Linked DNA regions of Homo sapiens: region 2 is linked to region 1. Evidence: read pairs that join two places in POLR2A ChIA-PET (ENCODE). Cell type or tissue: CD4-positive, alpha-beta T cell. All regions are shown on one strand. Links, peaks and the distances in the headings refer to the core of each region. The heading gives the core; the rest is flanking DNA. Region 1 overlaps SDCCAG8 (SHH signaling and ciliogenesis regulator SDCCAG8). Region 2 overlaps SDCCAG8 (SHH signaling and ciliogenesis regulator SDCCAG8).

What was found. Peaks named below come from ENCODE experiments on the same cell type or tissue, not always from the same donor. Only the 100,000 strongest peaks of a DNase experiment are listed, where the experiment ranks them.
Region 2: POLR2A ChIA-PET joins it to region 1 with 5 read pairs; 3 of 35 experiments call an interaction of 5 or more read pairs at or near these places.

What each region holds. Positions count from the first base shown.
Region 1 is chr1:243,419,573-243,424,953 of GRCh38, forward strand. The region is part of intron 15 of SDCCAG8 (SHH signaling and ciliogenesis regulator SDCCAG8); the gene reads left to right. Among named protein-coding and RNA genes, the nearest start is that of MIR4677, 76 kb to the left of the region's middle. In CD4-positive, alpha-beta T cell, for the core only: no CTCF peak of the experiment used is centred there; a DNase peak (open chromatin) is centred at 2,419; H3K4me3 peaks cover 869 bases.
Region 2 is chr1:243,489,942-243,495,322 of GRCh38, forward strand. The region is part of intron 17 of SDCCAG8 (SHH signaling and ciliogenesis regulator SDCCAG8); the gene reads left to right. It also overlaps a transcript of AKT3 not described here. Among named protein-coding and RNA genes, the nearest start is that of MIR4677, 150 kb to the left of the region's middle. RefSeq lists enhancers at 1-421, 422-945. In CD4-positive, alpha-beta T cell, for the core only: no CTCF peak of the experiment used is centred there; no DNase peak of the experiment used is centred there.

The sequences.
Region 1 (5,381 bases), core at 147-5,146:
TATGTTATTTAATTCTCACCACAACTTGAGGCAGGAATTATTATCTTCCAGATAAGGAAACCAAAACTGTTTAAATAACTGGTGAGTGGGAGAGCTACGGTTCTAACATAGGTATTTCTGGTTCCAAAGTATACGTTCTTTCTTATGGTAATTACAGTATTTTACATCTATTGCTAAAGAAAATTCAAGCCACAGTAGTTATGATGAGAAAGTTTGGGAAGGAAAAATTCACCTTTAAATTTCCGTGGAGAAGTAAGCGTCCTTGGCATGTAACGGTTAACTTACTCTGTGCCCCTAGGCCCTCTTTTTCCTCCTCTAGATCTGTCATCTTAGCCTGTACTGGTCTAACTCAGAACCTCTATTGCTCCTCCTGCTTCTCATTCCTCCAGCTCCTGAACAGTACTTTGTAAATTGGATGTATTCTTTTGTATCTGACATAGATGGCATTTAATGAATAAATGATGAATGAATGAAACAAATAGGTGTGGTGCTATTCGCACCTCCTGATCTGACTTCTGATGCCAGTCTGTCCCATTGTTGATGGCTGACAGTGTGCAGTAAAGAACACATGGCAATTCAGAGGAACTAGGTTTGAATCTCACTCTCCCACTTGGAGCTTTGTAACCTTGGGTACATGGCCTCATTTCCCCAAACCTCAGCTTCTCCTTCTGTAAAAACATTTCTAAAGCCACACTGCAGGATTGTTATGGGAATTAGAATTGTGTATATAGATACGCATACATACACGTATCAAGTGCCTAGCACAGTGCCTGACACATAGTAATACACAGTAGCTGCTATTATTTTCACTGGTGGCATTTTTAAGGGTCTTGACTGGTAATTTGGGTATCACTTTACATAGCTATTGTCTTTGCCAGGGAAAGTCTGACTGTCATTTTCCGACGGACATAAGTCTATGCCACAATGAAAGCCTTTTTAAAACAGCCAGATCAGGAAAATGTGGATCTAGTTGTATTTTGTAACTCTGATGAATTAAAGCAGGCACCTACTCTAAGTTTACAATTTGACTCAACCAAGGCCTGGCAAGTAGTAAACACTTGATAAATTGTTACTTACTATTTTTAAAACTCTCAAGCGCCCCTAAAACTTACGAAAAGTGCATTTTGTGTGCCTCACAAGAAGGTAGTGAATAGGACAAATTTTGATTTTAGGGTTGTTTGTTCTTAATTTCTTTTAGTTCCAGTTTCATTTCTCCCTGGCTTCTTACTATGACATTTTCAATAACTCATTCATGTTAAGTTTTACATTCCATTTTGATGTTACCTTCTGCTTTGAAACCACCTATAAAACTTGAAGGGCTTAAACTGCTTCTTTTAAAATACAAATTATTAATGTAGTAAACTCTGAAGAAGCCCTCCAGGAGTGTGCCTCTGCATACCCCATGCCAAACTATTGGGATAAATAATTTTCCCTGTGCTTTGAGGTAAGGAAAATCTTGGAGTTTCTAAAGTTTTGTCATTGTGGAAACTCAGTCTCCAAATTTATACTTATGCAATCCATATGGTAATTTTGGTCCAGCTTTTCCTCAGAGTATTACAGTAAAATTCTTCTTGAAAAGTAAGTGTATTTATTTTGTATTGAGCAATAATTAAGACATATTTTTCCTTCCTCTGTTACTAGCAACATTACTCTAAGAGTCTTGTTTTTCAAAATACCAACTAAACAAATAGATTCCTACCATTTAAAACAAGATTTTAAACTCACAGATCTAGTCATTTGACTGAAGCCCATGCAGAATGACGGGAAAGCTGAGAGCATGGGCTCGGCGTGCACGTACGCCCTTACTCTCTGCCCCAGCTTCATGCTAGGCTGCTCTGTTGCTCTGTGAAAATGTTTTGAAATGGTACCTCCGTGTGTGTGTCTGTTGTATGTGTTTTCTCCCCAAGGAGACCGTAAGTCGCATTATGGCAGTGACGACTGCTTCTGTTTTCTGGAAGCCTCCATAGTGATTAGCACAGTAGTTTGCGCGCTCTGTGTACTCCACACTGCACGTAGTGGTGTCTGTAACCCCGGGGTTTGTGAATGGCACGTCCCATTTTAAAACTTAAAATGAACTGCCGATTCTGTGCATGTTGTATAGCTTGTTTTTGACCATCAGGCAAGAGAATTAATTCCATTTTGCTTTTAATTGGCACCAGGCAGACATTCTGGCTGATTTTAGTTGAAGCTCACATAAACTTTCGCTATCCTTCCTTCTGTATTCCCCAGTACTCTGAGAGCTTATTATAGTTATGGGGTTGTTTTTTGAAGGAGGTAAACGGAGCTATTTAAATATCTTCGGTACAACTGTGATTTTTCTTTATCAAAGTGAAGGAAGTGTTCTCTCTCCCCACGCGCTTAGATGAATCAGCAGTAAAACGTTGCAGTGCGGTTTGCAGTGCTATCTAACACCTGGCCTGGGAGAGCTGGAAGGATTGGGTGCTGGCAGGGAGTGAGCCTCTGCCAGCCACAGAGTGGAGAGAAGTGTGTGCTAGGTTTTAGCTTCCACCTCTTGCACACTGAAAAGAACAGGATAGAGCATAGAACCAGGGTCTATGTGGTTTTGCTTCTTTCTTTTCTGTCATTGTCACTTTCTGGGTTGTGAGGCTTGTGGACTGATGTCTAACACTGCCCATTGTGTATTTGTGATTTGCGTTTTGTAATTAAGAGGAACAATGGGAGTCCATGGGGTCTCGTTATATATAATGGTTGGTTTAATTTGTTTCACTTCTATCTTGTTAATTGTAAATTGATCATTAAGATTTGAATTCTAATCTGTCACCAGGGTTGTGAGTATTGAGGCTAGAGCAATGATCCCGGTTTTAATCACTGATGATGAGAAACAAATTTTATAATTTTGGTACATATTGCAGTTCATATATTTTAACACTATACTTTATGGTGTTATAAATATTGTTAAATGACTTTTAGTGTAGTTTTACTGTGTGGACTATAATGTGTAAATTATATTACTGTTTTGGCAACAGTAGGTATCCAACTGTGTGAGTTTAATTGAGGTGAAGAACACACACCCGGTTGAACTGTTTTTTTCCTTTGCATGTTTAGATGATGTTAGGTTGGGATACTATAAAAATTATATTTTCTACAAGAGGAGACTGATATTGGCCTCTGCTAATTGTTACCAAAAGTCAAACTAGAACCTAAAAGAATAAAAAATTAAGATATTGTATTTCCCTTTGAAAGCAATTATCATTTTAATCCGAATTATAGTAGTAAAATATATTTCATGCAAATGCAATTATGCAACATAACTGGTATATAAAAATACAGGGGAAAGTTCATGCTTCTGTAAAGCCAGAAATTGCCTGAATTTTCTATGAAAATGGATTAGAGTCAATTATCCTTTTATATGACACAGGATAATCATGCCAGAAATGTATCTCCTAACTAACAGAAAACTTGTAAGTTTACTCTTTGAGCTTTGCAAACTACTAGTTCTAGGAACATATCGTGAGCTGCAGACAGAAAAAGGATGATGTGCAGGCATATATGTCAAATTTTTATTGAAAAATGGAAGTTGGTAGGCAAATTACAATTATAAACAAAGAAAAAAACAAAAATGTGAAGCAGAAAAAAAGATTGTTGCAATACACACTTGATAGTGATGTGTACTTTATAAATAACATTTATATTTTTGGGATTATGTAAGACATCCTCAATGCAGGGAATTTGGAAAATACAAAGAAGAATTAAGGAAAATTTCCTGTGCCACTACCAGCTAGAGATAACTATTCTTACCTCTGATATATTTCCCTTCAGTCATTTTTCATGTGTATGTCTGTGTACATTTATAGTGTGATTGAGATTATACCGTATATACAGTTTTGCGTCTGCTTTTTCATTTGATATCTAATGAACATTTTTCTATATCAGTAAATACTCTGAAAACAAAACTTTATTAAATGATTTGCGTGTATAAGAATTATTAGGCTTTTAAGATGCTTCCAATTTTTAACCGTTTATGAATAATAATACAACAAAAACTTTGTACCTAAATCTAAATTTTTGATTGTTTCCTTAATTGCTGGTCCAAGACGATTAATCCTTTTAAGGGTGTTGATGTGTTTTACCTTGCTGAAGTACTACACTAACTTCTAATAACTGTATATGTAGCCATATTAGTAAATAACATTACAAAGAAGTGAGATTTTTTTAAAAAAGCATGAGAGGCAATATTGCACAGGTGGGTGGAACCACCCCTTTAGAGGTGGACTAAGTAATATCTGGGCTTGACTACTTGGATGACCTTAGGCAAATTATTCAACTTCATGTTTACCTCACAGAGAAAAGAAAAGAAACCCTTACAAGTACCTTATAGGATTAATTGAGATCATGAATGTAAAGGATGGATTTCACTGTTTGTTATACGGTGGCATGCAGTAAATATTTGGTGGTAGTATCTGGTTTTGTTGTGCTATTTTTTGAATAATAGTGAAATTGAATATGTTATAAATGGTATTGATCATTTGTGTTTCTTCTGTAGATATTTTCAATATTTCTTATACTTTTTAATTGGAATTTTGATGGAGAGTGCAGTTAGTGTTTCATTAAATTATGCTTTTAATGTTTGTCTTATTTTTGTAAATAATTTCCTGTTGTTTACATTGATTTTAATTAATAAGCTTTATTTTTTAGAGCAGTTTTAGGTTCACAGCAAAACTGGACAGAAAGTACAGAACTCCCATATATTCCCTGTTCCTTCCACACACAACCTCCCCCACCAGTGACATCTACATTTTGTTTTATTATGATTTTTTTCAAAATCAGAATGAATTTATTTAAAACAAATAAAATACATATCTATTTTAAAAATTTAGAAAGTATGGAAAAGGATGAATACAGAACAGAGAAAACATTCCTGATCCTACCATCCAGAAATAACCAATATTAATAGTTGGTATGCATGTCAAAATATTTTTCTAAATTATAAAATGAAATCACATTACACATGCTGACTTTTAATGTTTTCTCTTTGTTACTAATATGTCACAGTTTTAGATCAATAAATATCACTTATAAATAGCCACATTATCAGAATAATAAGTAACATAACCAAGCTCCTGTTGATAGATTTCTTGGTTAAGTTTCCAGATTATGGGTTGCAAAGAAAGGTTGTTTCTAGAAACAATGCTACAATGAATACTCTCACACAAACCTATGATATATTTTAAATGTGATTTTTTTATGCATAAAAGTTTTGTATTTTTATATTGTAAAATCTATTTTTTTCTTTGTGATTTTTCTTTTTAAAAGTGCCTTTTGCTTGGAAAGTGCCTGGGAAAAGATCAATGTTCTGCATTTTTTTCTAATCTGGTTTAAGGATTTTTTTTCTTCTTTTGAAATTTATTTTAGTGCATGGT
Region 2 (5,381 bases), core at 253-5,252, 70 kb after region 1:
CTGTGCATTTTGCCCCGTCAAGCAGTTTGTTAGGATAATGAGGTGGTCCGTGGGCTGACCAAGGCCTCCGCCTTTAATTAGGATTGCACCCAGGTGCTCTGTGAGTGCCCTGGGGACTTCAGGCAGTAAGTGCTTGGAATGATTAATATGAAAAATGCATCTGGAAATGAAAACGAAGAGGAGTCTCATTCTCCTCACAAAATGACCCTGTGCTCAAGGAACCTGTAAGTACTGACTTTTCCCACTCGGTCCAAAATCCCTCTGCCAAACATGTGTTCACAGACAGTAAATGAGCACACCCAGGCGCCACGGAGCTAAGGCCTGGAGGTGGAAATGCCTCTACTGTCCCCATGCTTCTGAGACTGCTCCCAGGGACTGTGGGGGAGCGGGCCGCTCAAAGTCCGAGCCACAGCCGCACTGCCACAGCTAATCTAGGAGGCGAGGCCTCACCTGGCACGCTCCATGGCAGGGCCCTGGAACCTGAATTTTGCCAAGCTGTTGGGATGATTCTGGACGACACTACATTTTGAAAACCTCTGAAGTGTTTGGAGCTGGAAAGAACAGAGAATTATTCCAGGTTGTGTCACTGTGCTGAATCCCCTGCCCCCGCTTCGGACAAGTAACTTAAGCCTTTTTCCAGCCTCAGTTTCTCCTCTGCACAGTGGGCATGGTGCACGCCTGGCTTCACGGGCTACTGGGAGTGCTGAGTGCAGGCGGGATGCCCCACGGGCCCTTGGGCACACAGGCTGAGGACGTGTGAGGGTGTTTCCTTTCTCCCTCATCTTCAGAGGGTCCTGGGAGAGGTTCAGGGAAGGCAGAGGCCTGCAGAGCAGCAGCTGTGGGACCAGTGCCACTCCCCTCCCCTCTGCTTTCAGGATGACCCCCTCATCCTCCACCAGACCCAGCCCAGAACCCAGCCCTGTGGGCAGGTCCCCAGGGAGGGCCCCAGCAGCACCTGCTTTAGGCCTGGCCAGCCAAAGATCAGGACCACTGGAGCCACTAGGTCTCCTGGCAGGTGACTAGGCTCTTGTCACATAGGAGGGAGGGACCGTGACTCCTGGCATGAGTGAATCTTCAGCCTCTAAAGCCAAGAACTCTGTCAGACCTCAGGTTGTGGGGAGTCTTCCGTGGAAGCTGGAGCACACGGCAGCTTCCTTTGGGCTCTGGACTAGATCAGGAGAACGTGGGCTTTGCCTTTTAACTCCCCATCTGCCTGCTTTACAGCACACTTAGATCTTAACATGGATCACCGATGCTTAGAAGCTTCTTCCAGGGCTTTAAAAATCTGGCTATTGCCAAATGAGTTGCAAAATTTTCACAAAACGCATTAAAAAAACCCCAAACCTCAAAAAATCCTCAGAAAAACTAGCAGGTCTTTCTTTCTTCTTTTGCCTGAAGCAACAGCAATGATTTGCCCATTCCTGTGCTATCTGATACTGGCCCATCTGGCTCATCTCTAAAGCGGCCTTTCAGATTCAAATATTACACTTGGAGTTATTTTAATATGAACATGACAAAAGAAATTTGGTAGAGGGAATGTTGGCTTTCAGTTGCAAATACTAGTGGTCAGAGAGGAGGCAGGGATCCAGGTTTGCAAGCTCTCTGCTGAATATCTAAACCCAGAGCCTGCTTTTTCTGGCTAAGCCTGGCCTTCACCTCTAGGTAGGGGCTGTCAGTGGGCTTCAGCCTCTGCGATGCCTTCTTGTCATGGAATCAGCTTGAGTTGTGAGTTAGGCTTCTGCTGAGCCATGATGTGGGCGAGGCTGCTGTAGGTTCGAGCAGGTATTTTGGATGCGGTGCCGCCTGAGGGCTCCGGAGTGCTCAGCCACCCTCTCTGTTTTCCTGGAGTGGCCTGTGGGTCCAGATCTTGGGCAGCTGAGGGTTAGAGCTGTCCTCATGTCCGGGTTAGAGATGGTTTAACTAAAGGCTTCCGTTTTCTCAGCCTGGATGAGTTAAGCTTAACTTAATTTTGCATGTCAAACTCTAAACATCTCTGTCCACTTAATACCCAGAAGAGAATGGGTCGGGCAATGGTTCCAAAGCAAAGTCCACCCCTTTCCTTCCCTCCCTGTCCTGGGTCCTGAGCCCCGCTGCCCCTGGTGGTGGGGCTCAGGCTGGCCTGTGGCCTCCAACAGGAAGTGTCTAGCCTGTTGGCAGGCTTCATTATTCTAATTGTTTCTGCTTGAATTCTGAAACACTCACAACAACATGGCTGGCAGAGGGAGCCCCTGGTAGTGGTAGCTGCCACATGGATGCTTTTGGCCACGAGAACCCCCATCCTCCCCGCTCCCCGGCGCTGTCTGCGGTGGGCAGGACTCAGGGCACTGGCTCAAGCTCTCGGCTCGTTTCTTGGCTTTTTTTTTTTTTTTTTTTTTTTTGAGACGGAGTCTTGCTCCGTCACCCGGACTGGAGTACAGTGGTGCAATCTCTGCTCACTGCAACCTCCGCCTCCCGGCTTCAAGTGATTCTCCTGCCTCAGGCTCCCAAGTAGCTGGGATTACAGGCACCCACCACCACACCTAGCTAATTTTTTTGTATTTTTAATAGAAACGGGGTTTCGCCATGTTGGCCAGGCTGGTCTTGAACTCCTGACCTCAAATGATCCGCCCACCTTAGCCTCCTAAAGTGCTGGGATTACAGGCGTGAGCCACTGCGCCCAGCTGTTTTTTTTTTTTTTTTTTTTTTTGATGAGTTTTGTTCTTGTCGCCCAGGCTGGAGTACAATGGCATGGTCTTGGCCTACTGCAACCTCTGCCTCCTGGGTTCAAGCAATTCTCCTGCCTCAGCCTCCCAAGTAGCTGGGATTACAGGTGCCTGCCACCACGCCTGGCTAATTTTGTATTTTTAGTAGAGACTGGGTTTCTCCACGTAGGCCAGGCTGGTCTCGAACTCCTGACCTCAGGTGATCTGCCCACCTTGGCCTCCCAAAGTGCTGGCATTACAGGCATGAGCTTTGCCCGGCCTCTTGGCTTGTTCTTAGTTTAGGGTGACTACAAATAATGGCATTATTGATCTCCTGCCTCACCTGGGTTCGGAAACAACTTCAAGAAAATAGCTTTTAAATGTCATGAAATGGCTCTTACTTGTCCTTGTGGAGAAACAGACACTGAAGCACTAGCCCAGCTTTGCCTAGATGCAGTTCCCCACACTCTGTATTCCGGGAGGGTCAGGGCCTCCAGACACACACCCTGGCCTGTCTTTTGTTTGAGACTGGGCTGGGTAGTCGCACTCTCGCCCTCTTGAGAGGCAGGCCCTGGCTGGGGGAGGCTGAAACCTTGGTGGTGGGGGTGGGGGGAGGGGGATTCGGGGTGAGGGTGGTGGGTCTCAGGGGAGTTTGGGCAGGGCCTGACAGCTTGGAGCAGGGTCAGGGGTCTGCGGCCCAGAGCCTGGGGGCTCTAACATCTGGCTAGGAAGGTTGGAGCCAGCTGGTGAGGAAACATGAGTCTTGGGGAGAATGGCATCTGGGACAGGGGAAAACAGAAATTATCTGTCCACTTAGAGGATGGTCTCAACCATCAAGATGATTTTCTGTGTCTGCTTTCTTATTTGGTAATGAATACGGTTTTGGCTGACTTGCATTTTCTGGTAGCCGTCGTATCCTGAGCAGGCTGCTTGGTTCTGTCTGCAGTGTTCAATCTGGGGAGTGATTCCCTTTTAGTCCCCTCATATGAATCACTTACAGTTTAGAAAACAGAGTCGGAAACTGACTTGTCAGTGGTTAATCAGTTGGCCCTATGACTTTTAAGCATTCTTGGCAGTGAATTTACTTTCTAATTTGATTTAAACTTGTGCATGGATCCAGCAGCCATATGTGATTATATTCAAGATCATCGACATTATCTCATTATACCAAAGGACTCATAGAAGAGAGCCGAAAACAAGCAGGGGACACAGAGACACAGAAGATGATGAAGGGAGGAAAGGCCCATTGCAACTGGAAGCAAAGGGAGAAGGGAGGTTCTAGAAAAGTGACAGCTCTCAGGGAGCAAGACTCCCTGCCGAGGGAGGCCTGGCTGCAAGGCGGAGCTGCTGCAGGCTGCCCATGTTAGGCCTTGGAGGTGTCACCTAATTTACTGTGGTCCTTCCAGGAGCCCTGGGGGCCTCGCCCAGCTGACTTAGGAGCTACCACAAAGTTAGCTACCTGTAAGACAGATGGCGCTTGAATAGAACAGCAAATACATTGAATAAAATAAATTAAAAAGCCTCCTCCTGAACCAAGATTTTTTGGAAAGAATTCTAAATAGATGAAAACAAACAATTTGATTTCAACCAAATTGTTGTTTTTTTGTTTTTATCCTGATTTTCACCCGAATTGTCAGTCTCAAAAATAAACACTGATACATTCCCAGAAAATATTTTTCAAATAAAAACTGACTCTGTTAAAGTTTGCCCTGATTCTTTCAAAACTGTGTACAAGACACTGTCAACCAAAGTGACTTGCATATTTTTTTAAATAAACTTGAACATATGCAGCTAAAATGTCATTAACTCCCTGCTGCCTGAGTGTTTTTAAAAAATGACACAAGACCCTGGGTGCTGCATGTCTAACATAAGCATCTCGCGACCTTCGGAGAAACTTCCCCAAACACCTCCAACAGCAGACAGTTAAACTTTTTGTTTTTTGACTGAGCGCCCCGTGTATAATTAATATTGAAAAGCGCATAGGGCTTCATTTTAGCCAGACTTGCTCTTCCGTTAACAGTTCACTTTGTCCAAGAGTGAGTACTTTCAGAATAAGAATCATGGGAGAAAAGTCAATTGAATTTTATATTCCTTCAGATACATTCACTCTACTTATTGCTTCCTGAGTCAGACATTACATTTCACAATATAAATTCACAATCAAGATTTTAAAGGGAGCTAAATATTTTAATCCAATTAGACAAGTGAACAAAACACTGAATATTGCATGTAGTGTAGATAAGTGGTTCTTGCCTTTAAAAGACTGTAATTCCGTCACATTACAACCCCAAATGTCAGTGTTGTCTTTATTTTTAACACTTTCAAACATGAGGCAGCCAGAGGCTCCACTCTCTGCTGTTGGTGACACTGTCTGTCCTTTGGGAATTCTTAAAATCTATTTACCATGGAAACATGGTTCATATAAAACACAGACCTGCCTGTGTGTAGAGGAAGTTCTCATGACTCAGGGGACTTGAGAAAGCTGGAAGATGACAAACTCAGACCCCACGGTTGGGAAGGAACCCTTGGGCTTGGGTGCGCCCTGGGGAGGACAGGTGGCACCGCAGAGCCAGGGCCTCCACCCCGGCCTCATGTGTGCTGGGGCCTCCCTGGCCTGTGCGGGGCCGCCTCCCTCTCCCCGCCAAGTCCAGCTCGAGATGCTGTCTTACGGAACGTCCCACTTCATGTCTGCAAGGCGGC